Linked DNA regions of Mus musculus: region 2 is linked to region 1. A link is a contact called in ENCODE Hi-C or POLR2A ChIA-PET data. All regions are on one chromosome and are shown on one strand. The core of a region is the stretch at or near the end of the contact, and the rest is flanking DNA. Distances in the headings are between cores, read along the strand shown.

What was found. A loop is a pair of places that touch in the nucleus more often than their neighbours do. ChIA-PET counts read pairs that join two places held with the same protein, here RNA polymerase II (POLR2A).
Region 2: POLR2A ChIA-PET joins it to region 1 with 12 read pairs in Patski. The contact joins two enhancer-like sites. A Hi-C loop is called at or near these places in 3 of 37 maps with a recorded cell type or tissue (T-helper 17 cell, gastrocnemius and heart). POLR2A ChIA-PET finds 5 or more read pairs at or near these places in 3 of 5 experiments (Patski and embryonic stem cell).

The regions. Positions count from the first base shown.
Region 1 is chr19:46,927,037-46,931,055 of GRCm38, reverse strand. The region is part of intron 2 of Nt5c2 (5'-nucleotidase, cytosolic II); the gene reads left to right. Among named protein-coding and RNA genes, the nearest start is that of Nt5c2, 33 kb to the left of the region's middle. Within about 2 kb of position 1,681, at least 1 of the 3 ENCODE cell types and tissues checked has a DNase peak (open chromatin) inside an H3K27ac peak, as active enhancers do.
Region 2 is chr19:46,985,910-46,989,928 of GRCm38, reverse strand. It overlaps a transcript of Nt5c2 not described here. Among named protein-coding and RNA genes, the nearest start is that of Nt5c2, 26 kb to the right of the region's middle. Within about 2 kb of position 2,133, at least 1 of the 3 ENCODE cell types and tissues checked has a DNase peak (open chromatin) inside an H3K27ac peak, as active enhancers do.

The DNA of each region.
Region 1 (4,019 bases), core at 432-2,931:
CCACCTCAGGATATTTTTTCTTTAAAAAAAGATTTACTCCATTTTTGTAAATATTTGTGCATGTGTGTGTCTGTGTCTACCACATGTATGGGTGCCCACAGAGACCAGAGAGGACATGACAGGCTCCCTGGAGCTGTAGTTACAATGGTTAGAAGGCATCTGATAAGGGTAATGGGATCTGAACTCAGGTCCTCGGTTCTGGAAGGATAAACAGGCTCTGAACTGTTGAGCCATGTGTCAGAGAAACTTGACTATAACAGTAGTGGACAGTGTATAGTTAGCAGCATAAACAAAGCCTCAAGCATGTAAACAGCTTGGTTAATAAAGCAATAACCAGCAAACAATAGGTAATAACAGGAAAGGCTACATGGTATGGATGATACATACTTAATATTTTAGCAAAATAATAAAAGGCTTTCAACTCCTTGAAGATTCAAGAGCTCCTAATTTATTAGTTAAGTAGTTTTGAGCACTCACTAAAGATAATTTAGGAAGACAGTAACTAGCTTTTAACATTTCCCATTTATTTTCAATTGATAATATTTCTAAACTATAGTAAAAACAAATTACATAGAGACAGAAAACATTTTGTTCCTTTTTTGAGATAGGTTCTCACTTGTAGCTCAGGCTAACCTCCCTTGTTCAAAAGTGCTGAGATTATAGGACTTTTTATTATTATATTAGCAAATTATTTCTCTATCAAATTGCTATAAAAGTTTCTAAGTAATAGAAGTCTCTGGGTGGTGTCCTGGATTAGTGAAATGTTCGTGGTGAGAGCATTAGTCTGGGTATCACGTTTCCAGCAGCCCTGCCTCAGAGCAGTCAGCATCCGGATGAGGACAGACCAGTGGGAAGTGTTTTCTGGAGAATTATGACCTTGCGAAGTTAATGGGGTGAAAGACATGGATTCTAAAGACATTTGGAAGTGTGAAGGAAGGCACATAGATAATTGGATGCGGCTTTAAGCTTGAGTGGGGAAAAATGCAGAGGCAGGAACAGGAACAGATTGGGGGGAAAAGCAGCTAGGTTGTTTATATCAAAAAGTCTGCATTTATGCCCTGGCGGTGCTGCTAGCTCACATCTTTGAATCCAGCACTCGGGTGGCAGAGACAGGAGGATCTCTAAGTTTGAGGCCAGCCTGGTCCACAAAGTGAGTTCCTGTACAGCCAGGGCCAAACAGAGAACCATGTCTTGAAAAACAAACAAACAAATAATCAATCTACATTAGAGCATGATTTTTTTCCTGTTTTTGTCTCATTCTGTAGCCCTGACAGTTAACCTTTTTATTTTTTAAAGATTTATTTATTATTATATCTAAGTACACTGTAGCTGTCTTCAGATGCATCAGAAGAGGGCATCAGATCTCATTACGGATGGTTGTGAGCCACCATGTGGTTGCTGGGATTTGAACTCAGGACCTTTGGAAGAGCAGTTGGTGCTCTTAACCACTGAGCCATCGAGCCAGCCCCCAGGCAGTTATCTTGCCTCGACCTAAGTGACATTTGCAGACATGACACTAATTTATTATAGTTCATAATTTGAGTTTACGTACTCAGATGCATTTGGAGTAGTTTCCTGCTAGCAGCTTGAATGCACCACCGCAGCTGCTTACAGTGAAAATAGACGACCAAGAGCATTTTACAGTCCTCTCACTTGTTGTTGCAGTAACTGTTGTTGGGCACTTGGCCAGGAAACTGTGACTCCTAAGCAAAGGGAGGAGTTACAGATGCAGTTCACCATTGCCAGAGAAATTCTATTCCAAATGGATTTGTGTGGAGCAACAGTGATATCCAATGACAAGTTAAATTAGACACAGAGGTGTTTTCTCCCACACTGTCTCAGAAGATACATGGTGTGAGGGGGCCTGGCTCGGGCTAAACAGTCTTTTAGAAATTAGGTTAACATCACACACACTCAAAAATTGTTTTAGGGATTTTAAGAAGAATCTTGTTATGTGACTTCAGAAACTACTTTACCCAGATAGTTTCAGTTTGCCAAACGGAAACCAGTGACAGATGAGGTAATTTTGCTTTGAATTATAGTCAGATCCAAACCAGAGGTTTGCTGTTTACAGAATTTCAAATATAATAAGTTGCATGTTTATGTTAAATCTTAGACTCTTAGATCCCTATTCTTAAAGCACATTGTAGTAATGGTTTTATTTCTTGCAGCTAATATCTGTACCTGAATGGAATTTTGCCTTACTGCTGTGGGATTTGATAGTAAATATTGCTAAAGGTGTTTTTACTGGAGTCTGTGTTTAGTTTTACAATGTTCCTGTGTATGTATCTCCTAGAAATTGTGAGTGTCAGCTCACAGCTCTTATCTGTGGGAATTCTGGATGATAGTTGGATTTATGATTCTGATTTATAATTGGATGCCTAGTTTAGCCATAACATTTTGGGTGATAATTACATGTTTTAAAGCATGCTTTTAATTTTTACAGATATGTTTATGCTCTTGAACATAGGTGAAATTATTCTGCTAGTTAATAGTTTAGTAAGACCATAGTAAGCTGGCACGGGCAGATCTGCAGAAAGGTCCTGGTATTTGTAGAGAAATTTGATTTTTCCCAAGTATGTAAATTTATTTGTTTTGAAATATGTGGGTCAGTGAGCTTGCTTTTCCGTTAATATCTTGTAGTTGACACAATATCTTACACTTCATTTAATTTGTAAACTCGGTGGGGAATGGCCATTAGTCTCAAGCTGAGAGATAAGTGTCTGTTGAAGTCTGTCCTGAGATATGTGAGGTCAGGGTTACATTTTCTCCTGTGCCAAAGGTTTCTCGTTCAGCCTTGGGTATTTGTGTATTTGTAAAGCTTAGCACATACATGCAGGAACTGTGTTTGGCTTAGTTCTCTGTAACAGTTGTTCCTTTGCTTATTACAGCTTAGCTTACACAGCAAATTAGATTTCATTTCTGTATACCTCCTTCTATGTTCATAGTTTATGTTAGGGAAAGAAAAGGAAAGCTGAGACTATAGGTGAGGTTTTCACATAAAGATCACCACAGAAGTGAGGGCATAGGAGTGATGCTCTCTTAAGTTTAGGAGGTGATTCTACGATTTAGAGTACTTGCTTTGAATGAAAAGGAAAGGATATTTGATGCAAGTTTCTCAAATGTATTTTTCCTAATTAAAATGTTTTATTAATATATTGTGTGTTCATGTTTGCGTGCAAATGTTTGTATGTGGGAACTCATGCCACCGCAGGCACTTGGAGAGGTCAAAGGACAACTGAGCGAGTGAGTTCTCTTCTTTGATGGTCCTAAGACTGAACTCAAGTCTCCATGCTTGGCAGCAAGAACTTTTACCCACTTGCCAGATCTTATTTTCTAATCTTAAGGACATACAAAGTTTTGTAGCTCTGACTATTCCCAAAGGATATTCTGTGATATTTGTCACAAAATGAGATGTGTATTCTAGCACACATCGGTAAATGTGTTGATGGAGTAGATAATGTGATTAGTCAACTCAGAGAGGAGTGAGACATGTGACTTGATGGATATTTAGCCATGGTTATTTTGGCAAAAATAGATTTTCTTATTCCTGAAATATGTTATTCCCAGCATTAGCAAGGGTACCCTGCTCTTGCTGTCTTTTCAAAATGTGTCTACTTTGAAAGATTTCCGTGGCTATGCAGGTGCAGCCTTTTTTTCCTCCCCTGACCAAGAAAAGAGCTTTGCTTTGCGACATTTCTTTTATGTTAGTGTCTTCCCTGCTACTTCAGCTGCATCTAAAGCCAGCTAACATCTGTTTTCTATCAAAATTGAAACTGCTTTTTAAAAATTACGTTGTTCTGGACCTATTTCTTAAGATGTGTGACGTGGAAGAGCAATCTTCCTCATCCCCTTGCTGCCTGTGTTAGCTGAGGTATTTTAGGCACATCAGCTGTTACAGCTCTGAGCAGGGCTTCATCCAGTTGGCCCCTTGTCTCTTGAAAAGCCTCAGCTGTAGTAGCTTTCGGTTTTTAGAGTTAGAACCATTATTTTGTGTCTTTCTCCTGTGTTGTTTTCAA
Region 2 (4,019 bases), core at 884-3,383, 58 kb before region 1:
CCCCGGTTCACCCTGAGTGAAGTGTATGCAATTAATATCCACCATCAAATAAACCAATATGACCAAGCAAGCTGCGGGGAAGGCCTTCATCTTAAAGAGCCTCGCCTAAACTCCCGAAGAAGTCCTTCTCTCTCTTCTTCCAGAGCTCACTTGTAATCAGACTGGTCCCGCCCTTCCTGGACTCTGTCTTCCCCTTCCTGTCCAGTGCATGGATGCCCCAAGGGGAAGCATGGACCATGGACCCTGTGCCCCGACTCCCAGCTGTATGCCAGTGGCGCCCAGGTACATAGGAGACTGGGAACCACGGCATAGGTCCCAGACCCCGCAGCAGACCACCATTCTGGGGACTTCGTTCTGCCTCCCCCGAGCTGCATGCCAGCTGTGCCCAGGCATCCCAGCGGCAAGGCAGGACGCAGTTCAGCAATGCACACTACTGCAATGGCTTCTGGGTATCTACCCACAAGGCCATCTCCCCATCCTGAAAGATGTTTTTAAAAAAAAAATACTTACGAATTTATTTCTTTAGTTTTCATTTCTTTAACATCTCTTTAATTCAATAGCCAAGGAGTGAGGCAGGCATTATTATTCTCATTGAACAAATAATTTATCACTGGGTCTCTAATTATCCCACCCTACCACCCAGTGACGAATACAATCTGCTTAGCTGGCTACTGGTTAATGTAACATAATGTAACACAATATAACACAATGTAACAACTGGTGAAGTGTAACACATGGAAGGAATGTGGGCCTTGGCTTTGGCTGACTTGGAGATCATATGGGTCAGCTACTTGAGTCCAGGAGGCCCCAGCAGTGACTATACATCACTTTAGCCACCTGTAAAGGCCCCTCCCGCCAATGAATGGCTGGTTGCCATCCAGGGCTATGCAGAGAAATGCTCGCCTCTCCCCTCTTTCTGCAGGAGCAGCCAAGCAGATCATGAACCTGAGAGCCCAGCGGTTGGTTCCAGCCTCTGGGTCAGGGGGCAAGGAGGCTGAAGGGAGGGGAGTGCCTGGGCACCCTGCCACAGCTGCACCTTTAGTTAATATTTATTCTTTCTTTCTTTTGCCCAGAGACTAGGGGAGCCCAATCACAGATAGTGAAGAAAACTCCAGGGCTAGGAGAAGCTGGTTCCTGTCAGGGGTGACTCAGGCAGACCTTTACAGCAGGCAGTGCCCCCACCTGGCTCTGTGCAGGTCTTTTGTGTGGTTGTTAGAGACCACACTACTTATCTGCTCAGCAGAGCAGTCTCCTAGGAGTGCAGGAGGGTGCGGCTGGGTAATGGGTACAGAACAGTTTTATCTTTCTGCACAATGACTTTCCCTGGGGGGGAGGGGGAGACCCCTGGGTCTCTTCAGGGCGTGGCACCCCTTTTCATTAAAACTGCCTTGTCTTTCTAAAACGCATTTTGTTAGTGTTTTCTTTCCCAGAGGGGACTTGTAAATTGAGCTCCTTATTCCTCAGCGCGATATAGAGCTGACCAGAATTTCTGCCAACTCATTGTTCTTCCTCTCTGTGAGCACGGCTTCTCAGCGCCGTGAACCACCATCTTCAGAGTCATTAACGACATGATTTCTGGACCCCAGAGCAGCTGAATTTAGAATGTAGCTCCTTAGCCCCAGAGCACAGCCACTGTTGGCCCCGCGAATCTGTGTTTGGATAGTTGTACTGACTCTCGTGGAGGCTGTAGCGTAAGGACCGTTTGTTCAAGCAAGACCACAGCATTTCCTGACCTGAGCGGTTGAGTTGTAGCCACTTTCCCTACTTGGGCCTTTTCTTCAACCCTCCGAAGACAGAACTTACCAGACACTTATTTTCTGATTCCTGAGGATCATTTATTTCAGATTCTTGGTTATTATATATTTTTAAAAGCAGGATGTCATTTTACAATCTGTCCTGATCTGTAATTGCCTGCATATCCCACCCATGACCTCAAACTCACACCAATCCCCCTGCTTCAGCTCCTTGCATGTAGAGACTATGTTGAACTACCAGACTTGAATCACTTCACCATTCCCGACCTGTGACGACATGACTGCCACTTCAGTCAGGCACACCCCGGATCTTGTCATGACACTGGGGCTCAGCAATGCCAGCCTTCTGGTTTCTGGCCAGAACGTCCTGTCTTTAGCCTGCTTACTTCCCCAATACCCAAGCCTGCTCCCAACTGCCTGCCTGCCTGCCTGCCTGCCTGCCTGCATCTCTCTTTGAAAATAAATGGCCTTGGGCTTCGGAGATGGCTCGGTTGGTAAAATGCTTGCACAGGATCTGAGTTCAATCCCCAGAACCTATGTAAAGATTTTTGGGTGTGATGGTGTGCCCTTGTAATCCCATCGTTGGAGTGGCAGAGACAGGAGGATCCCTGGGGCTGTCTAGTCAGGAAAAGGCTCAGTCTCCAAGGAGGCAGATGGCCTGATGATGAAACCCGAGATTGTCTTCCAGCTGCTACATGTGTGTGTGCGCGCGCGCGCGCACACACACACACACACACACACACACACACACATGCATGGTTTTTTAAAGGCAGTAATGGCTCCCTTTCTTCTTTTACCACTTCTCATCTGAGTACACACCCTGGGTTGGGGACCTTAGTACCACCCCCACCCCACCCCCATCATTATATCTCCCTTCCCTTCCTCTTGCCTTTGTCCTTCCTGACTTCTTTCTGACTACTCAAAAACTCATCCCAGCAAGGCCTCTTCTGGTAGCCATGAGCTGATGCTGTAAGTGTCTCGCACATTGGAAGAGAAGGCGGTGCCCCTGCTCGCTCAGCCTGGCCCTGTTCCTTTGCCCTCCAGTGCAGTAACTCCTAAGGCAGTCGTGAGCTGCCTGACATGGCTGCTAGGATCCGAACTCACATCCTGTGGAGGAGCAGCAGGTTCTCTTAACTGCTGAGCCATCTCTCCAACACTGAAATTACATCTTTTTTTTTTTTTTTTTTCGTTTTTTTTTTCGAGACAGGGTTTCTCTGTATAGCCCTGGCTGTCCTGGCACTCACTTTGTAGACCAGGCTGGCCTCGAACTCAGAAATCCGCCTGCCTCTGCCTCCCTAGTGCTGGGATTAAAGGCGTGTGCCAACACGGCCGGCTGAAATTAAAATTGCATTTTAAATGGGGTTATTGGATATTAGGTTCCCTTATGGGTTTTTTTTTTTTTTCATATCTCCTTCAGTCTGGCTAACCTCCTAACCCCCTTGCGTCCCCATCCCCCACCCTTTCCCTCCTGAAGCATCTCTACCTTTCTACTTCCCTCCCCCTCTTCGGCCATCCCCCCCTCCCCCCCACGGCTTTCTTCTGGTTTTCTGGCTTCTGCAGGTATGAAATGCAAAAAACTAAAAATTCAAAGCTGGGATCTGCATATGAGGAGAACATGCAACATTTGTCTTTCTGACCTTGGGTTACCTCAGTTAGTATACAATTTTAAAGTTTTCTTCATTTTCCTAGAAATATTATAATTTCTTTTTTTAACAGCTGAATAAAATCTGTGGGTGCGTGTATGTATGTGTTGTGTGTTTATGTGTGTATGCCTCTGTGTGTGTGTGTGTGTGTGTTGTGTGTTTATGTGTGTATGCCTGTGTGTGTGTGTGCATGTATGTATGTGTTGTGTGTTTATGTGTGTATGCCTCTGTGTGTGTGTGTGTGTGTTGTGTGTTTATGTGTGTATGCCTGTGTGTGTGTGTGCATGTATGTATGTGTTGTGTGTCTATGTGTGTATGCCTCTGTGTGTGTGTGTATGCGTATGTGTGTGCATGTATGTATGTGTTGTGTGTTTATGTGTGTATGTCTGTGTGTGTGTGTGTGTATGTATGTATGTATGTATGTGTTGTATGTTTATGTGTGTATGCCTGTGTGTATGTGTGTGTATTGTGTGCATATATGTATGTGTTGTGTGTGCGTGCGTGTGTACTGCCTTTTCATTATCCAAGTCCATTTCCTAGCCATGGAGAGTAGAACAGCAGTGAACATGGACGAGCGAGCAAGCGAGCATCTCCGCGGTCAAATCTGGAGTCCTTTGGGTAC